Regions from separate parts of the Homo sapiens genome. Here region 2 is linked to region 1. Evidence: chromatin contacts called from ENCODE Hi-C or POLR2A ChIA-PET data. All regions are on one chromosome and are shown on one strand. Each heading gives the region's core, a stretch centred on a gene start or an enhancer-like site at or near the end of the contact. The rest is flanking DNA. Distances are from core to core; before and after follow the strand shown. Region 1 has its middle 22 kb from the start of MLPH. Region 2 overlaps MLPH (melanophilin).

Region 1 (6,378 bases), core at 2,169-4,668:
CTAGAAAACCCCATCGTCTCAGCCCAAAATCTCCTTAAGCTGATAAGCAACTTCAGCAGTCTCAGGATACAAAATCAATGTGCAAAAATCACAAGCATTCTTATGAACCAATAACAGACAGAGAGCCAAATCATGACTGAGCTCCCATTCAAAATTGCTTCAAAGAGAATAAAATACCTAGGAATTCAACTTACAAGGGATGTGAAGGACCTCTTCAAGAGAACTACAAACCACTGCTTAATGAAATAAAAGAGGATACAAACAAATGGAAGAACATTACATGCTCATGGATAGGAAGAATCAATATCATGAAAATGGCCATACTGCCCAAGGTAATTTATAGATTCAATGCCATCCCCATCAAGCTACCAATGACTTTCTTCACAGAATTGGAAAAAAACTACTTTAAAGTTCATATGGAACCAAAAAAGAGCCCACATTGCCAAGTCAGTCCTAAGCCAAAAGAACAAAGCTGGAGGCATCACGCTACCTGACTTCAAACTATACTACAAGGCTACAGTAACCAAAACAGCATGGTACTTGTACCAAAACAGAGATATAGACCAATGGAACAGAATAGAGCCCTCAGAAATAATACCACACATCTACAACCATCTGATCTTTGACAAACCTGACAAAAACAAGAAATGGGGAAAGGATTCCCTATTTAACAAATGGTGCTGGGAAAACTGGCTAGCCATATGTAGAAAGCTGAAACTGGATCCCTTCCTTACACCTCATACAAAAATTAATTCAAGATGGATTAAAGACTTAAATGTTAGACCTAAAACCATAAAAACCCTAGAAGAAAACCTAGGCATTACCATTCAGGACATAGGCATGGGCAAGGACTTCATGTCTAAAACACCAAAAGCAATGGCAACAAAAGACAAAATTGACAAATGGGATCTAATTAAACTAAAGAGCTTCTGCACAGTAAAAGAAACTACCATCAGAGTGAACAGGCAACCTACAGAATGGGAGAAAAATTTTGCAATCTACTCATCTGACAAAGAGCTAATATCCAGAATCTACAAAGAACTGAAAGAAATTTACAAGAAAAAAACAAACAACCCCATCAAAAAGTGGGCTTATCATAAGGATATGAACAGACACTTCTCAAAAGAAGACATTTAAGCAGGCAACAGACACATGAAAAAATGCTCATCATCACTGGCCATCAGAGAAATGCAAATCAAAACCACAATGAGATTTCATCTCACACCAGTTAGAATGGCGATCATTAAAAAGTCAGGAAACAACAGGTGCTGGAGAGGATGTGGAGAAATAGGAACACTTTTACACTGTTGGTGGGACTGTAAACTAGTTCAACCATTGTGGAAGACAGTGTGGCAATTCCTCAGGGAGCTAGAACTAGAAATACCATTTGACCCAGCCATCCCATTACTGGGTATATACCCAAAGGAATATAAATCATGCTGCTATAAAGACACATGCACACATATGTTTATTGTGGCACTACTCACAATAGCAAAGACTTGGAACCAACCCAAATGTCCAACGATAGACTGGATTAAGAAAATGTGGCACATATACACCATGGAATACTATGCAGCCATAAAAAATGATGAGTTCATGTCTTTGTGGGGACGTGGATGAAGGTGGAAACCATCATTCTCAGCAAACTATCGCAAGGACAAAAAACCAAACACCGCATGTTCTCACTCATAGGTGGGAATTGAACAATGAGAACACTTGGACACAGGAAGAGGAACATCACACACTGGGGCCTGTTGTAGGGTGGGGGGAGTGGGGAGGGGTAGCATTAAAAGATATACCTAATGTAAATGACGAGTTAATGGGTGCAGCACACCAACATGGCACATGTATACATATGTAAAAAACCTGCACATTGTGCATTGTGCGCATGTACCCTAAAACTTAAAGTATTACATATATATATAGAGAGAGAGAGAAAGAAAAGGCTGTACAACTGTGCTCCCTCAAGAAGTGCCTATGCCAGAGGCTTGCCTGTCTCTTTCCATTGAAAGATAAAAATTCTACCTACATTTATTTTAAACAATATTTTATTATGAAAATGCCCAACCATACAGCAAAATTGCAAGAATCTCATCATCAGGATTCTGCCATTAATATTTCACTGCACATTTCCTTTATCACGTTTCAATCCATCTCTCCACCTATCCATCCAGCCACCTGGCTGGAATCCTAATGATATTTTTAGTGAATTCACAGAAATGAAGTTTTGGAAAAAGCACCTGTGTCGTTTCCCTGTTTTCTTTCAGATTCATATCCTGACCTTTCCTTCTTCTGCTCTGCACTGAAGGAAAATACGGTTCCCAGGCCCCACTGTCTCCTAGCTTCTCGGTAAGTTTAGACAGGGCAGGCACTGGTGGAAGACTGGAGGGGGACAGGCAGGGAGAAGGTCGGGGTGTTTCTCTCTCTGTCTCTCTGTCTGTGTGTGTGGTGTGTGTGTGTGGGGTGTGTGTGTCTGGGGTGTGTGTGTGGTGTGTGTGGTGTGTGTGTGTGGTGTGTGTGGTGTGTGTGTGGCGTGTGTGTGGCGTGTGTGTGGTGTGTGTGTGGTGTGTGTGTGTGGTGTGTGTGTGGTGTGTGTGTGTGGTGTGTGTGTGGTGTGTGTGGTGTGTGAGTGGGGTATGTGTGGGGGGTGTGTGAGGTGTGTGTGGTGTGTGTGTGTGGTTGTGTGTGGTGTGTGCGGGGGTGTGGGGGGGTGTGAGGTGTGTGTGTGGTGTGTGTGTGTGGTGTGTGTGTGTGTGCGTGTGTGTGTGTGCCTCTCTGCTTAGGTAGCACTTGAGGCAGTGGCTGCATCTCCCCCATAGCTCCAGCTCCCCTGATGCACCCCTCTGGAGTTCTAGCTGCCCCCAGACATGCCTGCAATGACTCCAACTTCCTCCAGGCAGCCCCAGGTCCTGGATTCTACTGCATCTTCTACTGCATCTTCTCCTGCTTTATCCCTCCAGGCCTGAGAAGCGAGGAACTTCCTGTTCTTGCTATTGTCTTCATTGCCTGTTCTGTCTGCATTTAGCTTCTCATCTCTTTCCACCACCTGTGGAAATGCCTCTCTGTATCGCGTCCTCTATTTGAAATAGAGTAGACCTCTTTATCCAAGGGGGGTACATTCCAAGACGCCAGTGGATGTCTGAAATCGCAGATAGTACCAAACCTTATACATACTATGTTTTTTTCCTATATATACATACCTATGATAAAGTTTAATTTATAAATTAGGAACAATATGAGATTAACAGCAATAACTAATAATAAAATAGAACAATTATAAAAACAGGCCGCCATCACTACTCTTGCTTTGGGGCCATTATTAAGTAAAATGGGGTTTACAAGCACTGCGACACAGCAATAGTCGATCTGATAACGTAGATGGCTACCAACTGAGTCACGGGTCGGGGGTAGCACACACAGGCTGGATGTGCTGGACAAGGAGATGATTCACATCCACAGTGGGGTGGAGCTGTATGGCACAAGATTTCATCATGTTACTCAGAATGGCGAGCAATTATTCAGGAGGTTATAGGATATGCAACTTCCGCAATTACTCCTGCAGATTGTATTGTAGATTGGCCTTTGGAGATACCTTTTCAGGGTTTGGTGTTTTTTTTTTCATGTCTGATACCCCTGGCTCCACCTGGACCCCCAAACCCCACTCCCGTGGCCCCACCCGGAAGCAATGCAGCACACAGGAGGGCAGCTTCAACCCCTCTGATTTCATCGCCACCCCAACCGATCAGCAGCAACCCTGGCCACCTCCGCCCCCTTCCCCCAAACTGCCTTTGAACACCCTTAACCTAGGAGCTTTGGAGGAGAATGATTTGAGTACTAACTCCGTCTCCCACATAGTGTGGCCGGCCTCGTGTCTATTAAACTCCTTCTTTGCTACGATGCCATCGTCTTTCTTTGTGCAGGGAACAGGAAGAACCCCTCCGGCAGTTACACTGGCTAACACACTCCTCCAGCTTTCCAGCAAGTTCTTTCTTGGAGGGAGATCCAAGCGGGGCACGCCATAGCCGCCACAGCAAGCTACTCTTTAGTAAAACATCATCTAAATTACATCTTGATTTCATCCTAAAGGAACTCCGCTTGAGTTGAGACATAAACAAGAATAGGGCCTAACCTCAAAAAACTGATGTATATAATTCCAGTGCCAAAAGTCTCTTCCCCGTGGACACTTTTAAATAGATCATTAACCACATGAGACACAGTGGATGGGCTTGTTAGGGCCCAGCTGGGATGAGTTAACTTATCTACAAAACACAGAGAAATCTTTGAAGAGATAAATCTCATCCAGTCGTCAATGGAACATGGGAAACTATGTTCTAACACTGACATTTGTAACCAGGGCTAGCAACAGGGCCAAAAACCTTCTGCTTGAATTTTGGATAACCTATTCTTTTTAATCAGATATAATTTGTATCCAAAAACTGCACTCATTTTAAACATACATTTCAATGAATTTTGACAAATATGTACACCTATGTACATGAAGTATACATTTTGATGAGTTTCAACAAATGCATAAAAACATGGTCCTGGCCAGGTACAGTTGCTCACGCCTGTAATCCCAGTACTTTGGAAGGCCGAGGCGGGCGGATCACGAGGTCAGGAGTTTGAGACCAGCCTGACCAACATGGTGAAACCCTGTCTCTACTAAAAATACAAAAATTAGCCAGGTGTGGTGGTACGCACCTGTAATCCCAGCTACTCAGGAGACTGAGGCAGGAGAATCACTTGAACCCAGGGGGCGGAGGTTGAAGTGAGCCAAGATCACGCCAGTGCACTCCAGCCTGGGAAACAGAGCAAGACTTCATCTCAAAAAAAAAAAAAAACAAAAAAAAAAGAAATCAGGTACCCACCACCTCCCTGAAGATAGAGAACATTTCCATCACCCAAAAAGGTCCCCTCGTGCCCTTTCTTTGTCAAACTCCCACCTCCAGCTGCAGACAACTACCTATCTAAACTGTAAATTAGATTGGTCTCCTCTAGAGTTTCATATAAATGGAACCAGATTCTATGTACTCTTCTGTGTCTGGCTTCTTTCACTCAGAATAGTGTCTATGAGATCCACCCAAGGTGCTCTGTGAATCTTCAGTTTACTCCTTTTTATTGCAGCGTAGTATCCCATTGTCTGAATATACCATAATTTGTTTACTTAGTCACCCTATTGACAGATGTCTGCATGGTTTCCATCTGTGGGCAATTATGATATGAACATTTGTGTACACGGCTTCATTTCTCTTATAACCCATTTTTAAACTTTGTACTTTGAGATACTTGAAGATGCACATGCAGTTGTAAGAAATAATACAGAGAGACCTTATATAGCCTTTACTTGGTTTCCTCCATGGCAACATCTTGCATAACTGCAGCACGATGTCACAATCAAAAAATTGATCTTGATAGGGACCATGGACCTTGTTTGGATTTCACCAGTTTTACGTGTGCTCATGGTATGTTTGTGTGTGTGTATTTAGTTCTATATAATTTTGTCACATGTACATTCTTGTGACACCACCACAGTCAAGATACAGAATGGTCTGTCACAAGGATCCCTCATGCTACTCTCTTATAGCCACAGCTACTCCCTCTTTCCCTGTCCCTAACCCTTGGCAACCGCTAGTCTGTTATTTTGCACCTCTATAAATTTTTCACTACAAGAATGCTGCATGGATGGAATCATGCAACAGATGACTTTTTGAGACTGCCTTTTTTCACTCAGCATAACTCCCCTGAGATCCATCCAACCTGTTGAATGCATCCATGGCCTTTTCCTTTTCATTGCTGAGTAGTATTTTGAAATACAGATGTACCAAAGTTTGTTTAACCTTTCACCTGCTGAAGGACGTTTGAGTTGTTTCCATTGGGGGCTAGTATTAATATAAATAAAGCTTCTATGAACATTTATATACAAGTTTCTGTGTGAATGCTAAGTTTTTGAATTTTTGGAATAAATACCCAATAGTGTGATTGCTGGGCCGTATGGTGAGGGCATGTTTACTTTTGTAAGAAACTGCTGTACTCTTTTCCAGACGAGCTGTACCATCCTACATTTATATCAGCAATGTATAAGTGATCCAGGTTCTCTACATCCTCGCCAACGTTTGGTGTTCACACTATTTTTTATTTTAGCCATTTTTATGGGTACATAGTGATAGCTCATTGTGGTTTCAGGTTGCTTCTGCCTAATAGCTAATGGTGTTGACCATTTTTTCATGAGCTTATTTGCTAACTGTGTATTATCTTTGATGAAATACCTGTTCATGTCCTTAGCCCGTTTTCTAATGGAATTGTTTGGATTTTTTTTTTTTTTTTTTTTTTTTTTTTTGAAACAGAGTCTTGCTCTGTCGCCCAGGCTCTGGAGTGCAG
Region 2 (6,378 bases), core at 1,397-3,896, 37 kb after region 1:
ACCTCTCAAAGTGCTGGGATTACAGATGTGAGCCACTACACTTAGCCAGATTTTACTTTTTTAAAAAAATACGTAGAAAAATCCAATAATGGTAGCAGAAGCTCAGCACTCATTGAGCCCTCTCTGGATGTGGCTCTACGTCGTGTGTTGGAGTCTAGTCCCTTCTCTGTCTCCTTTGCTGGAACTTCTTGGACTCTTTAAATATTCCCTTTCGCAGGGTCGAGGGCCCTGGCCTCAACTCTCTTCTCTGCTCTGTGTCACTCACTTCTCCAGTGACCTTGTCCAGCCCCAAGGTTTTAAATGAGTTCTAGACCAGCACTGCCTGATGGAACTTTCTACAGTGATGGAAATGTTCGTATCTGCATGACCCATGTGGCAGCCACTAGCCACCCAAGGCTATGGAGCACCAGAAGTGTGGCTAATGCAACTGGGGAAAAAAAGTTTTAATCGTATTCAATTTTAATTAATTTAAACGTAAATAGCTGCATGTGCCCTAGCAGCTAGGAGCTACTACAGCAGCTAGACAACACATCTAAACAATGAGTCCCAAGTTTACACCCACATCAGAGACACATCCTCTGAACTCTGACTTTTGTAGGCAAAGGCTTGCACGACACTGCGGCCAAAGTGTTCCACTGACATCTCTGTCCCAGCATGTCCAAAACAGAAGTTGTGATTTCTCCTCCACCTCCAAGCACCCCATCCCCATCTTGGATGCAGGCTGTTGCCAAAGTTAAGTTCCCAGGACTCATGGCTGTCTCTGCTCCTTCCCTCTCACCCCACACCCCACACTCAGCCAGTCCCGTGGCTCAACCAATACAGCCACTGCTCACCGCCCTCAATGCCAGCCTCAGGTCACGCCACACTGTCTTTCTTGTGGACACCACAGGAATCCACCCCACACACACACTTACTCTTCTCTCCCTCCACCCTCACCGTCTTGTTGTCCATTCTCCCCACATCCCCCAGACTCATGCCTTAAAAATGTGGATCAGGTCATCCCCCGGCTCATAACCCCCACAGAGCTTCCATCACATTTACGATGAAATTCGCCCTCCTCACCCCTGCTCACCGTGGGACCTCACTCCCTCCTCCATTTCCTCCTTAGCGCTTCTCCAATGCCCAGTGAGTCATTTCCTTGTTAGTGTCTTATCCCTGCCGGCATCTAAGCCCCATGAGGGTTCTGCTGCTTTGGCGCTGTGTCACCAGCCCCCAGCACAGTACTGACCATGGAACGACTCCACAGCTCTCTGGGCTCACATTGGATGATGACCTCTTTCAGCTTCATCTCTATTGTCTCCTTTAACCCTCAGACACCCCTGTGATGTGGTTACTTTTACTGGCCCCATGCACAAGTGAGAAACTGAGTCTGGGGCGGGTTACCCAGCTGTGATGAATATCTGGTAAATGTTTACTTTTAGCATTCGCGGGTCTATCTGCAGTGAGTGAGAGCTTGCTGTGTATTGGTGTATTGTCTCGTATTATTGTTCCTCTCATCTCCTATTTCCCCCATAAATATATATTACATCTAAAATAATTCACTCTAGGCCAGGTACAGTGGCTCACACCTGTAATCCCAGCACTTTGAGAGGCCGAAGAGGGTGGATCACCTGAGGTCAAGAGTTCGAGGCCAGCCTGGCTAACATAGTGAAACCACGTCTCTACTAAAAAAAAAAAAAAAAAAAAAAAAATACAAAAAAATTAGCCAGGCATGGTGGCAGGTGCCTGTAATCCCAGCTACTCAGGAGGCTGAGGCAAGAAAATTGCTTGAACCTGGGAGGCGGAGGTTGCATGAGCTGAGATCGCGCCACTGCACTCCTCAAAAAATAATAATAATAATAAATAAAATAATTAGATCTAATTCCTTAAATATCTAATGTGTGTTAAAACTTTTCCGCTCATCTCCAAATAATGTCCAGACCTTACACTTGCTTGCTGTATCTTTTAAGTCTCTTTGAATCTGTAAGATCTCTTTTCAGCTCTGTTTTTTTAATTTGAAGCTTATGTGTAGAAGAAAGCTAGCTGTTTACTTTTGTGGAATTTTTCACAGTCTGGAGTTAGCTGAGGATATCCTCGTGATGTTTGCACCAAAGTTCCATTGTCCCTGTTTTCCTGTAATCTGGTGGTGAGTTCCATAGAAGTGGTCCTCAGAGTGCTCTCATCTTGAGTGTTTTAGATTCATTCATATCACTTGGGTATTAAGAAGGTTTTAAGTACAGAAAAGATTATCACATGTTATTATTTTTTAATGTTCTACAAATACAAAGTAGGGCCAAAGTAAACCTTCTTGAAGGGAACATTGGTTAATAGTCACAGCTTTTAACTCCTTCTGTCCCCAGAAGAGCCCAGAACTTCTTAGGCACCCATCCCTGTCCTGGACCCAAGGGACCTGGGGCTGTGCACAAAAGGAGCAGGCCTCCTCCTGGGCACCCTGGAGCTTGCATTGGTGCTGATTTGTGTCTTGCTTTGTATCATGCTTGTGTCAAGTTCTCCCAGTAACTGCTTTCTGCATTTGTTAGGGTAGCCCCTCAGCTGTGGTTATGGTAGAAATTAATGGATATTCTCCAAACCCAGGAAGAACTAGGAGACCATGCATAGCCGGACTTGGGTGACTCATGCCCTGGGGGAAAGGCTGAAGCCCAAACGGAACACCCTGTTTTAAAGGACACAGCCTACAAATCAAATATTAGGACTGCCAACCTGCCCTGGAAAGGCAAATAGGTGGTGACGTGGATTTGTGATCTCTGCAAACAGAGGAGGTTCAGAGAGAATCTGTGAAGGGTCTCCTAGTATGAGACACGGGCAAACCGTGGCTTGCTTTAAAAAAAATTTTTTTTTGACCAGGCTCGGTGACTGATGCCTGTAACCCTAGCACTTTGGGAGGCCGAGGCAGGTGGTTCACCTGAGGTCAGGAGTTCGAGACCAGCCTGGTCAGCATGGCGAAACCCCATCTCTACTAAAAATACAAAAATTAGCCAGCCATGATGGCAGGCGCCTGTTGTCTCAGCTACTCAGGAGGCTGAGGCAGGAGAATCGCTTGAACCCGGGGGGCAAAGGTTGCAGTCAGCCAAGATCACACCACTTCAGTCCAGCCTGGGCAGCAGAGCGAAATTCCATCTCAAAAATAAATACATAAATAAATAATAAAAATCCATTTTTTTGATCATAAGGAATTTGAAATCACCCTTAGCCGGACTAGTTGGAATCACGGACACAGGCAACTCTAGAGATGAAAAAAATAGGGGCTAAAACAGGGACTCCGCTGCCAAGGCAGGGCCTGGAGGGGAACATTGGTCTGAGATGTTTTAGGAGATACTCTGAGGCTCCGTCTCTCAGCGCCTGCCGTTCTCACATCACCACTCACTTCCTCTTCATCTTTTTTATCGTCATCTTGGTCTTCCCCTTTAGAGGATCTCCAGGAACTTGAGTGAGTTTCCAGCTCCCTCGTGGTAATTCCCGACACGCGTTCCCAGGATGAGGAGCCTGGGTCCCCGGTGCTGCTCCTCAGCAATGCTGCCGTCTTTCCGTCCTCTGCCAGCCGTTAGCCCTGACGTGAGGTTTACTTTGGTTGCCACGCTTTCAGTCATTTGGCCCCTGGATCCTGTGACTCACTGGATCTTTTGTGCTCCAGTCCCCAACTCAGGGTCACCCTCAGGAATCATTTCTCCATTACCTGGGGTCTGTCCTCAGGCTGTTTTCTCAGGCATGGCATGGAGTGTGGATTTTGTCTTTGAGGATCTGTTCCACTTGCCTGGGAGTACAATCTGACCTCACACGCTTTCCCCTACAGGCTGTGGGGATGCTTACCGGTGGTAAGCAGAATAATCCCCCCCAAAAAGATGTCTACTTCCCAACCCCAAGAACCTCTGAATTCGTGAGGCTATACAGAAATGGGATTATGCATTTTAGGCTGCCCACCTGCTGGCCTGGACCTGGGAGATGATCCCGGGTTCCCTGGGCGGGCCTAATATCATCACAGGGGCCTTAGAAGCAGAAGGGATGGCTGGTTTTGAAGATGGAGAAAGGGGCCAGGAGCCCACATACCTGAAGCCCTCAAGAAGCTAAACTGCCAGAGAGCAGATTCCCCTCTGGGGGCTCCAGGAGGTGCCACAATCCTGCCGACACCTTGATGTTAGCTCAATGAATCCTGAGTCAAACTTCTGCCCTCCAGAGCTGTCAGGTAATGCATTTGCATTGTTTTTGTATTGTGTTTATTTTATTTTATTTTGTTTTTTGAGGTGGAGTTTTGCTCTTACTGCCCAGGCTGGAGTGCAGTGGCGCAATCTCAGCTCACTGCAACCTCCACCTCCTGGGTTTAAGCGATTCTCCTGTCTCAGCCTCCCAAGTAGCTGGGATTACAGGTGCCCACCACCACACGGGGCTGATTTTTTGTATTTTTAGTAGAGATGGGGATTCACCATGTTGGCCAGGCTGGTCTCGAACTCCTGACCTCAGGTGATCCACCCACCTTGGCCTCCCAAAGTGCTGGGATTACAGGTGTGAGCCACCGCAACTGACCAGCATTTGCATTGTTTTAAGCCATGGAGTTGGTGGAGCTCTGAAATGGCAGCAGTTGGACGGGAGCCACTGCCCCACGGCCAGCCCTCAGCCTTGCAGAAGGGCCCCCTGCATGACCTCCACTCTGTTGGAGGCCGCCGGTTCTGTCCACCATGCTGGTAGGGATTTTGCCCGCCCTATAACAGAGTGGTCTTGTCAGTCTGTGTAGGCATCTCCTACCATCCAGCGACCCCTCTAATCTGAAGACTCAGCTCTTTCTTTGTTTCTTCTCTCTGGTTAGGAGAGTTTTCCTGTGTTGTTAGGGTGACGGCTGCCTCAGTGGCATGGCAAAAACTCATGGTCGAAAACTTCACCCAACCAAGCCGTGCAAAGGAAATACAGGTCTTTTATTTCCCATCTGCTCCCCCTCGTGAGACCCCACCCCTTGAGCAGCAAGACAGTGCAAGCTTCAGGGCTTCAGATCTCCCAGACTCTGCTCACTTACCGGGTCTCTGTTCCTGGCTCAGCTTCTCTTCCAGAGCTCCCCACAACCCCACCTCTGCTCCCCAACCCATGCTTTTGGCCAGGCCAGCAGCTGGGCCTTGGGAGAAAGGCTCATGACCCTCCCGGTGGCCAGGTTGATGGGGTCTGGACTCCACACACTGTCCCCACCTCCTTGCTGGTCCTGATGCAGAGTGGAGGGCAGGTCAGCTTGCAGGATGGGGACCGCTGGCTGGTATGTGAAGGGTACTGGCCGGGCACTGAGATACGGATGGCACCCACCACTGAGACCCTGATCCCAGCCACATACCCACGTGCTGTGGCCTCTTCCACCAACCCCAAGCCTCTGCCAGTCCCCTGGCTGCTCCTCATCGCATGCAGTCCTGCTGGAGCATGGTTTAAGGATCACAGGGATGTGGATTCCCCACCACCCCAGCACCCAACGCAAGTGGAGGCCCACAGGACCCCTCATGCAGGCTCTTCCCCCGCCTGTGTGCTGGACCTTGGGGATGGCCACAGTGGGAGCTTCCCCCTGCTGTGCCTTCAGGGGTGGCCACCAGCCCCGCCATCCTGGGCTCTCCCCAGTATTCCTGCATGTTGCCACCACACCCCTGTCTAGATTTCACCCCAAGAGGGGCAGAGCAGGGCACAGGTCTGACCCCTTCACCCTGCGTGGCTCACCAATCCTGTCCAGACCCCATCATAGGAGCGGCCTTTCCTTCCTGTTCCCGTCCTAGAAGCGTTTTCCTTCCCTGGTATACGCCCTTTCTTCAGAGGCTGCCGGGCCTCCCTTGAGGACAGGAGTGCCCCCTTGGCTCTGTTCTGCCCCACCAGTCACAGCTCTGGCATGCGTGTCCCAGGGCCCTCTGGAGGTGGGACTGCAGAGGACAGTAATGTGGGTCCCCTGCCCCAAGGACAAGGACAGCACTTCCCTTCCACCCCCATGCATCCCCGTCTCCAGGGCTCTGTCTCCCCTGGGAGCTCACTTTCTCGGCCTTTGCCATCATCTCCCCACTGTCTCCCATCGCTTAGTCCCTTTTCTCCACATTCTGGGAGGGAGAGCAAACTTGACTTCGAAATCAGCAGTTCTCAAACCTTTGGGCCTCAGGACCCCTTCACATTTCCTAAATTACTGAGAACCCCAAAGAGTTTTATTCATATGGGTCATATCTATTAATATTTACCACATCAGAAATTAAAACTGGGAGTTAAAAATATTTATTTATTCACTCATTTAAAAATAACAGTAAACCCCCTACATGTTAATATAAATACAGTTTTTATAAAAAATGAGATTTTCCCAAAATCAGAGTGTGAGTAAGGTGAGTGGTGTTGTTCTGCTTTTGCAAATCTCTTTAATGTCTGTGTAGCAGGACAAGC

Evidence for each region. A loop is a pair of places that touch in the nucleus more often than their neighbours do. ChIA-PET counts read pairs that join two places held with the same protein, here RNA polymerase II (POLR2A). Pooled maps may share reads with other maps.
Region 2: a loop to region 1 is called in a pooled map, with 2.0 times the contacts of the local background. The contact joins two enhancer-like sites. A Hi-C loop is called at or near these places in 10 of 168 maps with a recorded cell type or tissue (Caco-2, Calu3, HCT116 and 7 more) and 13 of 50 pooled maps. POLR2A ChIA-PET finds 5 or more read pairs at or near these places in 14 of 52 experiments (A549, AG04449, AG04450 and 10 more).

Annotation. Positions count from the first base shown.
Region 1 is chr2:237,462,258-237,468,635 of GRCh38, forward strand. No RefSeq gene overlaps it. Among named protein-coding and RNA genes, the nearest start is that of MLPH, 22 kb to the right of the region's middle. Within about 2 kb of position 3,419, at least 5 of the 41 ENCODE cell types and tissues checked have a DNase peak (open chromatin) inside an H3K27ac peak, as active enhancers do; they include IMR-90, PC-3 and PC-9, where a contact is called at or near this core.
Region 2 is chr2:237,499,999-237,506,376 of GRCh38, forward strand. The region is part of intron 2 of MLPH (melanophilin); the gene reads left to right. Among named protein-coding and RNA genes, the nearest start is that of MIR6811, 7.7 kb to the right of the region's middle. Within about 2 kb of position 2,647, at least 12 of the 41 ENCODE cell types and tissues checked have a DNase peak (open chromatin) inside an H3K27ac peak, as active enhancers do; they include IMR-90, PC-3 and PC-9, where a contact is called at or near this core.